3 separate regions of the Mus musculus genome follow, and all the other regions are linked to region 2. Evidence: chromatin loops called from intact Hi-C (ENCODE). Cell type or tissue: left cerebral cortex. All regions are shown on one strand. Region 1 overlaps Bcat2 (branched chain aminotransferase 2, mitochondrial). Region 2 holds the start of Bax (BCL2-associated X protein). Region 3 holds the start of Dbp (D site albumin promoter binding protein).

What was found. Hi-C counts contacts between places; a loop is a spot of excess contacts. Peaks named below come from ENCODE experiments on the same cell type or tissue, not always from the same donor. Only the 100,000 strongest peaks of a DNase experiment are listed, where the experiment ranks them.
Region 1: a loop joins it to region 2, with 3 times the contacts of the local background. A loop is called at or near these places in 6 of 42 quality-filtered maps.
Region 3: a loop joins it to region 2, with 3 times the contacts of the local background. A loop is called at or near these places in 8 of 42 quality-filtered maps.

What each region holds. Positions count from the first base shown.
Region 1 is chr7:45,587,915-45,590,414 of GRCm38, reverse strand. Bcat2 (branched chain aminotransferase 2, mitochondrial) reads right to left here. Exons shown (of 11, transcript NM_009737.3): 8 at 2,395-2,480; 9 at 2,036-2,176; 10 at 1,887-1,961; 11 at 705-1,109. The coding sequence ends at 1,071. Among named protein-coding and RNA genes, the nearest start is that of Gm31479, 6.0 kb to the left of the region's middle. In left cerebral cortex, a CTCF peak has its summit at 938 (motif pointing right); DNase peaks (open chromatin) are centred at 422 and 1,068; H3K4me3 peaks cover 733 bases; H3K27ac peaks cover 941 bases.
Region 2 is chr7:45,465,248-45,467,747 of GRCm38, reverse strand. It overlaps Bax (BCL2-associated X protein), which reads left to right and starts at 850. Exons shown (of 6, transcript NM_007527.3): 1 at 850-1,006; 2 at 1,477-1,528; 3 at 1,625-1,771; 4 at 2,424-2,500. The coding sequence starts at 973. In left cerebral cortex, a CTCF peak has its summit at 1,213; DNase peaks (open chromatin) are centred at 859 and 1,993; H3K4me3 peaks cover 1,848 bases; H3K27ac peaks cover 1,719 bases.
Region 3 is chr7:45,704,614-45,707,113 of GRCm38, reverse strand. It overlaps Car11 (carbonic anhydrase 11), which reads right to left. Exons shown (of 9, transcript NM_009800.4): 9 at 2,443-2,500. It overlaps Dbp (D site albumin promoter binding protein), which reads right to left and starts at 1,867. Exons shown (of 4, transcript NM_016974.3): 1 at 1,352-1,867; 2 at 98-508. The coding sequence starts at 1,490. In left cerebral cortex, CTCF peaks have their summits at 129 and 1,409; DNase peaks (open chromatin) are centred at 117, 1,048 and 2,170; H3K4me3 peaks cover 2,371 bases; H3K27ac peaks cover 2,354 bases.

The DNA of each region.
Region 1 (2,500 bases), 120 kb before region 2:
AAAAAGTCCTGCAGACTCTCTTCAGCTCCAGCTAATTTGATCAGCAATGAAATGGCATGCCCAATCAAGGCCGACTGAGGACAGAGGCAAGATTTGAATCCAGATCTGCACCTGGGTCTTAATCGCCTCTCTCTGGAGGCTCATGTGGGCCTTGTTAAAGTGTGTGCGTGAGGAGGGTAGGGATTGGGACGCATAGACTCACAGAGATGGAAGGGAAACATGGCATGATCCAACTCCTGCAACGGTCAAAAAAGTAGGGACTCCCTTCAGTAGGTGGCCTGCCCTGTGAGAGGAGCTGATGGCCCTGAGAGACACAATTATAGAAGCCCTTTGGTGTCAGATGGAAGCAGATGAAGGCCAGAAGGCCAAAGAGGAAGCTAGCATAGAGACAGGCAGAAGACCAGGCCAGGAAGTCAGGCCAAGGTGGGGACACAAGAAGGGACAGCGCAAGCAGTCAGGGACTCCAGGAACAGGGCTTGGACACCAATGAAATGTAAGAAGGGAAGAGATCTTGAGAGATCTGGTGTGGCCACTGTAAGGCTGTACCCAAGACAGGAGTACAGGGAGAATCCAGTAAACGGGGTTCGATACTAAAGTACAGAAGGAACCCACGGGTCAGAGAAGTCCACAAGCTGGGTCCCTGATAATAAGATGAGATGAGCCCCCAGCGACCCAAGGTGGTACTTAGAGCATGATAGCCAATGTCTTGTTCTTTGGCATTTTATTTCAAAATTGCAGCAAGTACGGAGAAAAGGGGGGGGGGGGGAAGGACACGAAGAGCACCGGGGATCCGGCCTGAGAACGGAGATAGAGAAGAAGCCAAGGTTCTCCCTTGAACACCAGGACGCGGAGCAGCTGAGTCCTGAGACCCAAAATTTGAGGTGGCGTCCAAATTGCATGGGTCCCGCCCTTAAGGCTTTGGAGTGTAACGTCCACGAGGGGGTGCCAGAGATCCAGCATCTGGACAGACCTTTCCCTATTGCACTTCTCTTGAGTCTCTGGGAAGCGAGGACGCTGGACTAGATGCGGCACGTCTGCAGATCCAACCAGGGAGGGCACAGCCCCCACCGTCACACCCGAAACATCCAATCGTGGGCACTGGCTCCGTACTGCCAGACAACGAAATTGCGGCAATAAGACAGCTGCACTACAACTCCCAGTAGACCCTGGAGCATCGCAAGCTGACCACTCTCTGAGCTCCGCCCTAGTGCCTTATGGGAAGTGTAGTCTTTTGCCCGGAGACCCAACCACCAATTCCAAGGGATCAATCATCAAAGCAGAGAATTTCAAAGCCTTGAATGCTCTTGGGAAACGGCGTTTTCAGCTCAAATGTGCTGTGCTAGGTGCCAACATGGGGCCAGGATACCCAGTCACCTCGGGTCCAGCTCAGTGGGAAATGAGCCCAGAGGTTCTCTAGAAGCCATCTAGGTTCACAAGAATTTGGGAATTCACCAGAGGCTTGTGAGAGGAATCCTTCAAGGCCAGGGAGGGGTAAGGGAAAAAGGTTTGCTATGCCAGAGGGACAGCCCAGAACCCCAGGGTGTCGTGGGAGGCCTTCCCCCCCCAACACCCCAGAGTCTCATTAAAGAGGGGGTTCTGAGCCGGGCGTGGTGGCGCACACCTTTAATCCCAGCACTCGGGAGGCAGAGGCCGGCCTGGTCTACAGAGTGAGTTCCAGGACGGCCAGGGCTACACAGAGAAACCCTGTCTCAAAAAAAAAAAAAGGGGTGGGGGGGGGGTGGGGGGGGTGGGGGCAGGTCTGTCTTTAAGACCCAAAGCCTCAGAGACTCGTGCAAGGGGCCTACAATTCCCGTGTTTCTGGCCACAGGTATTCAGAGGTGAGGAGCCATTAATCAAAGTTGTTGCTCACAAGCTCACGAGCTCACCTGAATAGCCTTCAGTTCCTTCTGGAAGCGCAGGATGAGCTCTGGGCCGTTCTCCATGGTAGGTATGTGGAGTTGCTACAGAAAGGGAGCCATGAGGATGGGGCACTCCCGCCCATTCTTTCCCACCTACCCTGGCAGCTCTGCCTCACCTTGCCTTCATACAGGATTTGGTGCACCGGGCAGACCTGACAAGCAGTGCCTGAGCCGAAGACTTCTCGCACTCGGCCTTCCTCCAGCGCCCGCTTCAATTCCTTCATAGTGACCTTGCGTTCTGCCACCCGGAACTCACCCTGCCGTAACAAGGATGCAGAAACACTCCAGTACCCAGACAGCTGCCCTACTGCAGACCACCATCACTCCCTCCCTAAGGCTGCTGGGAAAGACAGAGGCCCAGGGATGGGAGATAGATCCACAGAAAAGAGGGCTCAGGCAGTGGGCCAGGCTTCCACCACTGCACCACGACTCAAGACACTTTGGTCCAAAGATTCAGATGCCACACAGGCCCTACCCAAGTCCTGGCCAGATCCAGCAGACTTTGTCGAACTACTCCAGGCAAGATGACGCCATTCAGTGGGGGGGTTACCAGCTCCAGTACTAAATCAGGGATGACAGAT
Region 2 (2,500 bases):
ATGATGTAGTATGGAATAGAGTTTATTTAGGACATGGGAAGTAGAGTTGGGAAAGGAGGAGAGAGAGAGAAAGGAGGGGAGGAGAAGTAGTGGAGAGAGAAGAGGCCCTCCAGGAACACCTGGAAGGCGGGGAAGAGGAGAGAAGGAGAAACAGGGCAGGGAGAGAAGGGGCAGGAAGTAAGAGAATAAGACAAGTAAGTAAGTGAGCAGGAGAGCGAGGAGGGGGCAAACAGTCCTTATATAGTAGGCTAGGCATACCTGACTGTTGCCAGGTAACTATGGGGCGGAGCCTAGAAGGACTGCTTCTAGGATGTCTCAATTTCACAGGCATCTGCTTGCTTGTAGTTCCCAAGGCTGAAATTAAAGATGTTGTAGCCACCACGTACAGCCTGTTTTTGTGTTTTGAGATAGATTCTTACTTAATGGTGCAGCTTGGACTCAAACTATTTTATCCAGGTTTGCCTCGAACTCTTTAGCAATCTTCTTGCTTCACTCTATCAGAGGTATGGACCATCACTCTGGTCAACTGGTTTTTTTTTTTTTCTCCCCAGATTGGAGCAATCTCTTATAGTGCAGGTTGGTTTTGAGCTCGAGGCAATACTCCCGTCCTGCCTCAGCCTCTCAATGCTGGGATGACAAGCATATCCCAGGCAAGCTTTGAACTTGCGGCAATTCTGCTTTAACCTCCTTAGTGCTCTCTACCATGAATCTATGGGAAGAAGAAATAATGGGGGCGGGGGGGGAAACAACCAACTCTGGGCATCAGTTCGGATTAAGGTCGATCCGCGCATGCGTTCATTTAGTACCCGCGGCCCCGCCCCTGCAGCGAGCGATGATGATCACGTGACTAGTCCTGCGGGGCGGAGGCCATGTTGCGGGGCACCCACGTGAGGGCCGCACGTCCACGATCAGTCACGTGACCGTGGTGCGCCGCAGCCGCCGGGGCGCACCCGGCGAGAGGCAGCGGCAGTGATGGACGGGTCCGGGGAGCAGCTTGGGAGCGGCGGTGAGGCGGGAGGCGGAGGACTAGGCCCGGTCCAAGAACCCTAGGACCCCTCCGGCTTTGGGCTCGGGCGGGAGCAGGCTGGGGCGCGCGGATCCATTCCCACCGGCTCATCCGCACCCCGAGAGCGGACATCCGCGTGCGCGCCCCCGGGCAGGCCCGGGCTTGTCGCTGGCGCCACTTCCTGCTGGTGGCCTGGGATGGGACAGAAGGCCAGCGCCACCTCCTCCCACCCCCAGCTGGGGGTCTGTTTGCTTTTGGCATTCTGCTCTCTGGGTTTGCTGTGGAGCTGGGATGCAGGCCGGGTCCCGCCCCCTGTCCATCAGAAGCAGTAGCCAGGCCTTCCATGCTACTTGTCACTACTAGGGTCCCCAGCTCTGTCTCCCCTCAGGGTTATGAGCCTACCTATCCATCCCCCTGACTCTCCCTGGGACCCAGGAGTCCAGGCACCCCTTTCCTCCTCTCTCCCCCAGGGCCCACCAGCTCTGAACAGATCATGAAGACAGGGGCCTTTTTGCTACAGGGGTGAGTGCGATGCTACTAGTGTGGCGGGATGGGCTTTCAGAACACCGCTTGGTTCTCAACATTCTGCTCCTCTCCCCCCTTTCCATTCACATGTAGTTTCATCCAGGATCGAGCAGGGAGGATGGCTGGGGAGACACCTGAGCTGACCTTGGAGCAGCCGCCCCAGGATGCGTCCACCAAGAAGCTGAGCGAGTGTCTCCGGCGAATTGGAGATGAACTGGACAGCAATATGGAGCTGCAGAGGTGTGCTTCCTGGGACCTGGGGTCCGTCAAGGGGTCTCCTGCCGAACTGGGCACTGTTGTTCTTCTCCCAAGAGACTAGGTATCCTCCACTCAACTCAGATAGAATCCAGAGCTTGTTTACGTGGTGGGCCAGCCCCTTACCCTTGAGCCGCATCCCTTGCTTGGTGGGTGTCAGTCTCTTGCTCGTGGATGCTTGGCAGGTGCCATACCTCCAGCTGGTTATGGCGGGTTCTAGTAGGCGGTGCTCTGCTACCAGGCTGTGCTCACAGCCCCTCACTGGTGACTGCTAGGTGGAGCTCTCTACCTTTGAGCTTCTCACTTGTGGATGCTGTGCAAATGCTGGACCATGAAGCCGTGGGTCCAGCCCCTCACGGCTGAGCCATGACCCAGCTCTCCACGTGTAGATATTTAGGAAAACATGCTTTTGCTCAGTCAAGCCCCAGTCCACATTCCCCAGGACCCTGAATTTACAATTCAAGGTCCCACTTTCTTTGCTTTCTTAGGTGTACGTCTTGTCTCCTTCCCAGTCTGCTAGCCATAGTTTCAGCCTGGGCTGGTCCTTGTGTCCTTCTCTGTAGTCTGGGGGAAAATGTGGGAACTCCCATACTGGGCCCGACATCTCACCCAGCGTCTGTTTGCCCCTGTCCTGTAGGATGATTGCTGACGTGGACACGGACTCCCCCCGAGAGGTCTTCTTCCGGGTGGCAGCTGACATGTTTGCTGATGGCA
Region 3 (2,500 bases), 240 kb before region 2:
CCCAAGTCCCCTAAAGGATCGCAGCATCTCATTGGGCAGACTTCCAAAAGTGTCGCGAGGCCCCGCCCTGCCCGACAGCCCCGCCCCTTCGCCGCACCTGCGCGGTGGCCGCCGGCGGCTCCCAGAGTGGCCCGCGCGGGGGCGTGCCCGGGCGAGGAGCGGGGGGAAGAGGAGCTGCAAGAGCCGGGCCCGGGGGAGGGCGCGGGAGTGCGCGCTGGAGAGGGTGCCGGCGACAGGCCCCCGGGGGGCGGCGGGCTCGGCGGTAGCCCGTGCTCCAGCAAGAAGGCGTCCAGGTCCACGTATTCCACGTCCCCGAAAGGCAAAGTGCGTTCCCACAGCAGCGGCGCAAAAAGACTCGGGCCAGCCACAGGCCCTGAGCGCCCCCGAGGGGACCCACCGCCACTAACGGCCCCACTCGGGGCATCGGCTGGGCCCGCCGTTTCCAGGCCGGGTCCCGGGACGGGGGCTGAGGGCAGAGTTGCCTTGCGCTCCTTTTCCTTCAGGAGACCTGTAGGCCAGGGAGAGACCGGATGGGGTGGAGGGACACAGGAGGGACCCCAAGTTAGAGATATGGCGGAGATACAGAGAAGTGAGGAGACGGGAGCCGTAGGGCAAAGACCCAGGGAGGTGGGTACAGGCAGGGAGAGAACCCAGAAAAAGAAGAGAGGGATAAAGACGGGGCTTGGGGAGACCCAGAGAGAAAAGAGAACAAGGCCCCAGCAATAGAGGGTCAGGGAGACGGGGACCCGGAGAGGGGGAAAAGGCAAAAGTATACAGAAGGATAGGGTTAGGGGCCCGGGAGGGGATTAAGAAACACAAGCACAAGCGACCCAGAGAACGAGGATGGAAGTTTAGAAAGAAGGGTTTAGTGACAGGGTGGGTGAAAGGTTGGGCAGGTGAGAAAGAAAAAGTGACAGCTCAGTAATTCTCCCACCCCCAGCACCCTCATCCCCTCCCCCACAGTCTGTTGGGGCTGGAAGGGGCTCCACTGCTCAGGCACATTCCTCATCCCTAGTTTCCATGTGACCCTGCGAGGCCCCGCCCAAGCCCGTGTCTGCACCGTGTGAGCATCCGACACACCCCCTCCCTTCCCCTAGGACTCCAGGGGTCCAGACTCTGAGGCCAAAGGAAAGAAAGAGGGGTCTGGCACCTAAACTCTGTCCTCAAGTAGGAACACTCCAGGGACTTGACCCTTAGGCCCTCCAGGCGTCAGATTTGGTCCTGGAGGCTGATGGACTGGAAGACCTAAGTGACCTAATGAAGACTAGCAAAGATGGGACACCTAGCTGATAGGTGCCGTGGACCACCACCCCAACAGTTGAGTCCCTAACACAGTGGGACTAGAACTCACAGCTGGCCGGTTCTTTGGGCTTGCTGTTTCCCTGCAGAAGGCTCCTCAGCCCAAGCAGCGCTCCCCCGCCAGGGGGGGCCCCAGCCGGGCCACCCAGCAGCAGGGGGCCCGGGGTCCTGTCGCTCAGAGGCCGCGCCATTGCCGTGGACCTGCTCCCAGGTTCATGAGCTCATGGAGAGTCGAAGAGATGAGATGATATGTCAGTCACCCGCACACTCCAGTGGTTCGGGCGAATGTGTCCCAGAGTCGGGAGAGCGCGGCGTGCAAGCCTCCAGGATCAGGACGCTTCAAATCCTAAGAGCGCTGCGGGGGTTCAACCAGTCAGTTCTGCAGAAAGGTGCAACTCAAAGACTGTCCCGGGAGGCTCCTATAGTCTGGGCGAGTGGGTGACCAAATCAAGCAGCTGTCTCTTTGCAACTGTGGGTCCCCAAGGGACACAGGCGCGCGCTCCTTCTGTACCAAGTGGGCGAGTCTCTGGCTCTAGCCAATTTTGCACTTCTCGCAAAGAAAGGAGCTTTGCAATCTGCACCCAGAGGTGTGCACCCAGGGGCGGAGGAGGGGGCAGGAGGAGGTGGCAGCCTTGAGGCGTGGCCAAAGCAAACTTCTTTCGCGGAAAAAAAAAAATCTAAACCAAAACACCGGACGCCAGAGCGCGCGCCCCTCCTCCGGGCCCCCTCCCTCCACTTGGGCCATGCACCCCAGCCGCGTGCCTTCCTCCGGCTTCTGGCAAGAACCAATCACGTCTCGAGCCCTTGAGACGCTCAGCCAATGAGATGAAGGGATATGCCAAGACCCTGGAGGCGCGTGAGGGGCTGAACTTGTGTAGTTGCCTCGCCTTTTGGAAGAAGGCGGGACACTGACCTATATTTGGCCAATGGGAGGAGGCGCTGGAGGCGGGACCGTGACCCACTTCGGGCCAATGAGGCAGGAAGAAGGGGGAAGCACATGGCTTTGCGCGTGCTATCGGATGCGGGTGTGGGGCAAGAGGGGTACCTCTTAAAGGAGCCGAGTGTTCACAGACTCATTGAGGAAAAAAAGCAGAACATCAATTAGAGCAGATTAAGGCAGAAAGAAGTGGGCTTCGGGAAGGATTTTTTTTTTTTAATATCTAGATGTTCCTCAATCGCGACTGATAAACCACCGAGAAAC